2 separate regions of the Homo sapiens genome follow, and region 2 is linked to region 1. The links are chromatin loops, found by intact Hi-C in ENCODE. Cell type or tissue: heart left ventricle. All regions are shown on one strand. Region 1 overlaps NFATC2 (nuclear factor of activated T cells 2). Region 2 overlaps NFATC2 (nuclear factor of activated T cells 2).

Region 1 (4,000 bases):
ATGTTAAAAATGCTGACTAAGTAACACAACATTAATCAACATGCTCCTTTCCCAGGGAACCATGGTTTGCAGAGCACAGGACTGGCATTCAAAGTACAGCAGAGGAGGTGCTGAAGCACTGGGTTTGGGGAGCCCCAAGATGGGAAGCCACCATCTCCAAAGCCAGTAGATCATCAAGGGATGATTAAGAAAACCACCCAGGTCAGTGCCCAGACACAAGAGGTGCTCAGCAAACCTCTGCAAAAGGACCCAAGGAGGTCTGCTAAGGACTCTTTACCAGGAGAGAAAAAGTACCACTGCCTGCCCACAAGCTAGGAGAATGTCCTGTATTCAGAGAGAGGACTAGAAAAGGAAAATCATCTCCTGGCTCCAGGGCACAAATTTTTAACCTTTTTTTGCACCAATGACCCCTTCTGCAGCTTGGTGAAGCCATGGCCCTATCTCTGAGTGATTCTTCCACATGCATAAAATGGACAAGGTTAAAAAAAAAAAAGAAGAGGGAAATCAACCAATGTATAAAAATGTAATGTATTTTCCCAAAACTAAAAAGTGGCATTCGTTCAGGTAGCCCGTCTGTCTGTCTTCCTTGCTCTGGGTTTGCATGCGCTGTGCCTGTGAGGTATGCAATGGTAGACCAGGAAATATTCAACGACCAGTTCTCCAAGACAGAAAGCTTGCTTTGCAGTGTTTGCCCATTTCCACGGTGTCAACACTCCCACAGTGGCTGATTTCCAGCTCCCGGTGTGACGATACTGTATATGGAGCTGGGAGGAGAAGTGCAGCGGCACCATTACGTGCTACCTCCGCCATGTGGATACACGGATGCCTATGACCTCAGGCACATAGGTCAGAACAACATGTAACAGAGTTCCTGGAACTTTAAAAATCAGCTCTCACAAGGCCACGAAAACGGGCTCCAGGACACTCCTGGGCACCCATAGGTCTCTGTGTGCATCTGTTTAGGTGCATAACTACTCAGATTGCAGTCTGCCCATCTCTTACTCTCTTCTCCCATTGATTTTCACATCTGCTCGTTGAGAACAGCCCCACCCCCACCAACACACACATACACATACACACACACACACACACACACACACACACACACACACACACCCCTTGCCCCAGCCCTACTCCCTGTGAAAGCTTATGAGGACCCTGCTATGGTCTGGCCTGCACACACATACCCCCAGCCCCGCGCCCCCGGAGTGCCATGAACACCCCTTGTTCACTGGCCCGGGCTCCCCTTAGATCTGGAGAAAGCCGCATCCCTGCACATCCCAGAAATGCGCAAATCCTACAAACCAAATCACCTCGGCCCCAAGGCTCCTAGAGCCTTCTCGCCCCAGCAGGAGGGAGAGCCTCATCTTTAAATCCCATCACACACATCTTCCTGTCTAGACGAGGTCCCTGGCTGCCAGGGCCTCAGAGTGAATGGATTCACAGCCTCCACCCGCTGGCACCACCGAGCCCCGCCGCACCCCGCCGCTATTCTCAGGACGACCTGGGCAGCCCCCCAGCTTCTAGAAAAGACACAGAGGAGACTGCGCAATCAACAGGCAGGAGTGTGCGTGAGTGCGGCATGACATGGGCACGCCACCCCAGAGAAGTGGGCGCCTGCTGCGCTAAACGTCATCCGTCATCCTTTCGCTGAAAAGTTGGAAAACAAACAACAAAAACCCCGCCCAGCCTCATTTAATGCGAACCAAACACAAAAGCCACAGGGGAAAGCTTTTCCTCTCTGTGCTTCCCTTTTCCGGCCGAGGAACACCACCAGCCAAGATAAGGGGACTGTGCGGGGCCCTCTGCGCGGCTTCAAAGGGCTGGCACCCGCCCGGGCCCGCTCCCACTCCCACTGGCTAATGGGCTCCCCGCTCCAGCCCTTGGGGAGCAGGAGGCGGCCGGGGCTCCATGCCAGGCGACTTGGAAGAGGTTTAAGGCTCACGCCACACAAGGGAGGAAGCTCGGCCTGTCAAGAGGCGTGATAAAGCAGCCCCTTATCGCAGTTTTCCTTTCAACTGCCTCCAAGTGAGCGCCGGCCGGGGCTGGGCCTGTCAAGGCCAAGCGTGTTCCTTTCATGTCGCCCTGGGTTCCTCGGTCAGCGACGTATCCACGGGCTCATGGAACTGTAGCGTCAGCATTGGAGTTTGCAGCTTGGGGCCAGAGGCTCCAGGAGGATGCGATCGTGTGCCTCCCAGCCTGGGCCTCTGGTGAACCATGTGGCATCTGCAAATCCACTAGAACCATCTGGGTCCCAGTTTTGCCATCAGGAAACCAGGAGAAGAAGATTCCAGAGCAGTGGGGTCCAACAGTTTAGACTGGGGGCTAGGGAGTCGGCAGACACAAGCTCAAGTCCCAACTGCTGAACTCGCTGGCTGTGGACCTTGGGCAGGTCACTCTGACTCTTTGACACATGTGTCACATAGAAAAAAGCACTTGTACATTTCATAGAGTTGCCAGGACCCAATGAATTGGTATAAGCACAGCTCTTAGAACCAGTGGCGACACATAGTAAGCGCTCAGTAAACGTTGGCCTTCATCTTGTTGTAATTCTTGTCGTTTTCTCATGGGGCTGTTATGGGCATAGAATGGGGATTGGCGACCTCACATTGCAACTGAGTGATGTGAAATTGACAACATGCTAGAGAAATGATTTTGATCTTCTAGGCACCTCCCATTTACAGAGGGAATGTCCCAGACTGACACAGTGAATCTACGATAAAAGAAAGCCTCTCATTACTTGAGCACCTTTCCACCCCGACTATGAGTCTCACTCACCGGGGCCCTGGATTCAGATAGCAGCTCCATCTGAGGCCCCTCGAATGCAGCAGACACTGGTTCAACGTCACCGCAGGGAAACCCCACTGGGCCTATTCCCTGAGAGGCGGGGCATGCTGAGAGACAGGAACAGAGTCGATCACATTGAGAGCAGCTTGGTCCCTGTCCAATCCTCTCATCAGTGGCAACCTCAGCACCATGTCCCCAGAGAGCTGCTCCCCACTGTGATGGGCATCAAACGCTTAGCAAAGAGCCAGCCCGGAACGTGACACCCTTGACCATCAGCCTGCTCAGAACCAACCAAGTCTCAGATCCGAGACTGGTTGGGGCTGCGGAAAGCTGGCCACACCTCTGAGCCCTCACCTCTGCAAAGGGGAAAATAACAGATGCCCATCCCATGCCCCATGAGCTGTGGCAAAGATTAGACGATATAATGGGTACAGTGCCTGGCAAAGAGTGGGTGCTCAGTGAGCGTCAACAGTTACCATCATCGCCACCATCGTCACCCATTTCAGACCTTCCTCCAAGCCATCTCAGGCAGCTCGGTCACCGTTACTTTGCTTGGTTATGAGTCCTCTTTTGAATGTGGACATGAGGAAGGACAGGACCCCAGTGCTCCCCTCCTTCTCCACGCGGAGTGGGCACCAGGCACTGAATTTCCATGGGTTTGCTCAGAGAGGCTAAGTCAGCTGCCTAAGGTGTCCGGCACAGGGCGGGTGCCACTGGAAATCAAAAGCAAATCTGGCGGCTTCCCTGGCTGGTGGCTTTTCTGCTACACCTGCTCCTCCTATTTCCTCTTTGTTTAAACATTTTTATTTTACTTTCAAGTGGAAATGCGGCACACGTCAGTAATTCCCTCACACTTCGCTCTTGAGGGGCTCCCCACTCCTCACCTTTATTTAAGGCCCCAAGGCCCTTTTCTTCTGCTACTACTACGTGCAGGTCTTTGTGCACAGAGTCAGCATCCTACCCTTGCCCAGAGCTGAACACGGCTCCATCCTGAATCCTAGGGCTGAGAACCCACGCGCCTTGAGGGACTGGCACTTGGCTTCCATAAACAAGGCCGCGGCTCAGTCATCTCACAGCATGGGAGAGGTTCTCACCTCCCGTGGCAGAGAGGTGACAGGCTGAGAAGCCACAGTTTGCCAGGAAGAACTTTTTGATGAAACAGGAAATGAAGTTTGTCGTAAGAGGGGAAAGCTCAACTCTGACTTCTTAAGGA
Region 2 (4,000 bases), 63 kb before region 1:
TCCCTGTGAAATGCACCGCCTTCCATCATGCTCCTGTCACGGGATTCGTTTTCAATTCACACATCCCCCTTTTTTCAACCCTTGACTCCCTATAGTCCATTTCGCAAAGGCAGCCAGAGTGATCTTCTCAAACAGTAAATCAAACCACGCTGCACTGCTGCTGAAAGCCTGCGGGAGCAAGCCCACGTCTCCGAGTTCACGGCCTCCGCCACCTGCGTTCCCTCTCCCTGAAACACTCTTCCCTCAGACCTCCCCAGGTCTGCGTCCATCCCCAAAGGCCGCCTCTTCAGAGTGGCCTTTCTGTACACTCATCTGCAGGGGCCAACCTCACCCCCAAACCAGGCAGCCACCCTCTCGCTCCTAACCCCGTGGAATTTTCCCTGTGGCTTTCATTGCTGTCTGAATTTCGCTTGCTTACTTACTGCCTTCCATGCTAATGTCTGTCTCGCTTACCTACTAAACAATCACCGTGAGAGCAAAGATTTCATTTCATTTGTTCACTTAGTGGATCCCTAAGTCCCAGAACAGTGTCCAGCACAGAGTAGACAGCCAGAAAATACTAGTGGGTGAGAGGGAAGGAGGGTCAAGGACAGAGAAGTCAAGGGTCAAGGACACAGAGGAAGGGAGAGAGGGAAGAAGGAAGGGTTAAGGACAGGGAGGGTTGGGGAGGACAGAGGAATAGGGGAGAAAGGTAGGGAAGAATGAGGTCCCAGAAGCAGCTACTGCTAGGAGCTGCTGGTGTTCCCCAGGTACAATTTGGGGCCTTAGAACAAGGGACTAGTCACGGAAGGGGGATGACAGCAGAGAGAACGCAAGTGACGGTGTATGAACCATATGTTTCTGAAGAGCTGTAAGAAAGTGCCTGAATTGGGGTGGGTGGAGAAACACGGGGCTCAGGGGAGTGCATGCCTTGGGCCCTGGAATATTACTTATTTTGCTTTTCCAAAGAGACTTCTTGAAAACGTCTCAAGTACTCGGAGTGGAGAAAGCAGAAGGAGCGCCTTGGTGTTCCAAGAACAAACGGGGCCAAGCCAGCCGGCGTCTGTGTGCAGGAATGCAGGCGGGAAGGGCTGAGATAAAGCACAGATGCCCCATGAGGGAGCGGGGTGGAATGCCCAGACGCGACGCTGGGATCACTGGCCAAGGTGCAGGAAACGATAACTCAGAGCCGGGGGCTTCCCTGGACCCCAGGGCAGGGGCGGGATCAGCTTCAAAGATGGTTTGTTTGCACTTGTGCGGGGGAGGGAGGACCTGTGTGTCCACTGGTGACTGCTTCCTTTTCCAGCCACAGAACCTTCCCTCAACCCTCAAAACGCATAAGCCCAGCTCTTACAAAGTTTCCAAGGAAAGCCCACTTTGGCAAAATCCCAAGGGAAATAAATGACAGACCAGAAATGCCCACGCACAGGCAGCACAGCACGCTGGGGTTTAGCACGGGCCCCGTGCAGCCAAATATGTGCCGTGTGCGACAGACTCCCTTGAAATCATAAACGAAAGGGACAGAAAAGGACCTAAAGACCAAGGAAGTTGCCCCACCAGACACCAAAGGAATGACCCAGGGGATTTTCCAGTTTACTTGTCAGAAATAACACAACACAGCAAACCAAGACGTCCAAATCTCATATCCCTAGAGCTGATGGTGGCATATCTGGAATGTTCCACGGATGCACGGGCTACACAGACTAGCTAGGAGACGGGCTAGGAGAATTTGAAATTGCAGCAGTTCAGAGACAAAACTGCACCCACATCTTGGTGGCTACGGTGGAGATGCAGTCTGGGGCTTGCCACTGGGCACGAGCCACCAGGGGACCTGCCCATTGGAGGGTCCTGGGGTGGGCAGAGCCTTGGAGACAAGGCCGGTGGAGCACTGAACATAACTAGTGGCACTTGCTGCCTTTTGGAGGCCACGTGGGTGGAAACCATTCCACTGCCCCATCCAGCTCTGGCCTCAGGAATGTGCAGCCCCCAAATTGAGAAGCCGGACTATGGCACAGGGGACAGGGCAGTGCTGCGCTTCAGAGCTCTTGAGCTTCCTTTATGTTATTTCTGCCAAGTATCAGGAAAAGAGCTTCTAGGCCAGCTGTGTAGCACGACTCCCGGGCCTCCATTCTTGCAGAACACAGTACAATCCAGTGTGGACATCACCACCTGGAGCGTGCGATGCGCTCTCCTTTGTGCTACACCCCCGCATTTTAGAGACTTATAATGTCCGCTAGCAGGATAAAGACTCTCAGAAGTCCTGCAACAAATAATTAAACAAAAGCAAAAACAAAAAACTTGGTTTAACCTAGTTTTTTCATCTTTTAAAGCCATGGAACCCTCCTTCAGAAAATAGCTCCTAACATCCCATGGGCTGGGGTCATACAGCATGTACCTAAATTTCACCTCGCTCGGTTCTCTGAGACATCCTTAGAGCTGACTCAGGTTTGGACCTAGCGGGACTCCCCCTCACCACGACTTTGAACCTGCCTGCGTTGAGAAAGGGCCTCAGGAGGCCCAAAAGGGTCTCGGTGCTCAGCTGCTTTCTCTGTAACATAAGCTTCTTTGGAAACGGCAAGGACATCTGTGGATCCGGGGCTGCCATAGCCAGTCATGACCACCTCGGGCCACTTGGACACGGGTGCCCCAATATCCAAGGCACTCACCATTTGCCTTTAACAAGGGATGGACAGGGTAGGAGAGGCCAGTGTGTTTCTCGCTCTGGAGACCAGACCAGCCCTAGGTGCAGAGTCAGCTGGGGAAAATTATCCAGCCCTGCACAGACACTCATTTATTTATAAAGCACCTCTTCTCCAATACAATCGATCCCCCAGGGCCTCACGTGGAGAGGGATCTGGTTACGACCATGCTTCATTGATCCTCCACGTTCTGCCTTAGTTAATTCTCTACACGATTGCCCCCTTGAAAATAAGCACCAAAACCTTATCTTCACCATTGTGAATGTAAATTGTTCAAGGATGGATTGTATGCAGGTGTCCGTTTCAAAACAGAGCACCATGACTTTAACTCAACCTGTGCTTGATTATTCAGGATCAAACGGATCAATTATTAACAGAGCAATACCTAGAGGTCAGCCTTGTAAGGCACGTGGGGCAGGATGACCCTACAAGAAGTGGCCCCAGAGGTCTTTGCTTGGTGAATTCAGGGGACGTTTTTGATCGACTGTCTCCCTAGGGATTGGGTATGGAGAATACCAGAAGTCACAGAGCCCCCAGATAACCTGGCTTGTCAAGACGTTTTGTAGAGTAAAGGTCAACAGCCTCTGACTATGCAGCAGAGGATATTTCTGGCACTGCGGTATATGAAATTTAGTACCCAGTCTTGATGGTAACTATTGTGGCTGTTTCAAAGCTTTCGCTTTACTTCCTACCCCTTGGCTGGGCTCCTGAGAGTTAATTTTCTGAAATAATTGAGGTTTCAGGGTATATCAGACGCTACTGCCTATAAAATACAGGACTGGAACTGGGAATGACAGCCAGCAATTTAGGTTTTTCCTTCTTCTATTAAGAAAAAACTCCAGTCGCTTAACTGTACATTTTTAAATAATGTAAACAGTGTCATGGGCTTTGCAACTCGATGGATAAACGCTTGAGGGGATGGATACCCCATTCTCTATATGTGCTTATTTCACTTTGCATGCCTGTCTCCAAACATCTCATGTACCCCACAAATATATATACCTGCTCTATATCCACAAAAAATTTTAAAAGAAAAATGAAGGTAAAGAAAGTCCAACAGCCTATTTTTCTGTCTGGAGCCCCCAAGGCAAGGCTGCTCTGCTCATCCCACCCTCTCCGACCTCCCAATGCACCTTGCGGCTCCCAGGTGAGTCTTAGCAATGCGGTTTGTCCTTCCTCCCTGAGATCCTGGACCAACACCTCATCACAGCTTCTCCACAAGACTACCCTCTGGGCAGACCCCTTGCCCACAAACGGGCACCTACAGACTCACACAAAGCCTCCTCTGCATCTTTTCCTTGGCCCAAACCACCCATCAGCTG

Evidence for each region. A loop is a pair of places that touch in the nucleus more often than their neighbours do. Peaks named below come from ENCODE experiments on the same cell type or tissue, not always from the same donor. Only the 100,000 strongest peaks of a DNase experiment are listed, where the experiment ranks them.
Region 2: a loop joins it to region 1, with 2.8 times the contacts of the local background. A loop is called at or near these places in 3 of 110 quality-filtered maps.

Annotation. Positions count from the first base shown.
Region 1 is chr20:51,490,804-51,494,803 of GRCh38, forward strand. All of the region lies in intron 3 of NFATC2 (nuclear factor of activated T cells 2), which reads right to left. Among named protein-coding and RNA genes, the nearest start is that of MIR3194, 40 kb to the left of the region's middle. In heart left ventricle, no CTCF peak of the experiment used is centred here; DNase peaks (open chromatin) are centred at 1,559 and 1,968; H3K4me3 peaks cover 1,292 bases; H3K27ac peaks cover 538 bases.
Region 2 is chr20:51,427,474-51,431,473 of GRCh38, forward strand. All of the region lies in intron 9 of NFATC2 (nuclear factor of activated T cells 2), which reads right to left. Among named protein-coding and RNA genes, the nearest start is that of MIR3194, 24 kb to the right of the region's middle. In heart left ventricle, no CTCF peak of the experiment used is centred here; DNase peaks (open chromatin) are centred at 1,048 and 1,798; H3K4me3 peaks cover 665 bases; H3K27ac peaks cover 413 bases.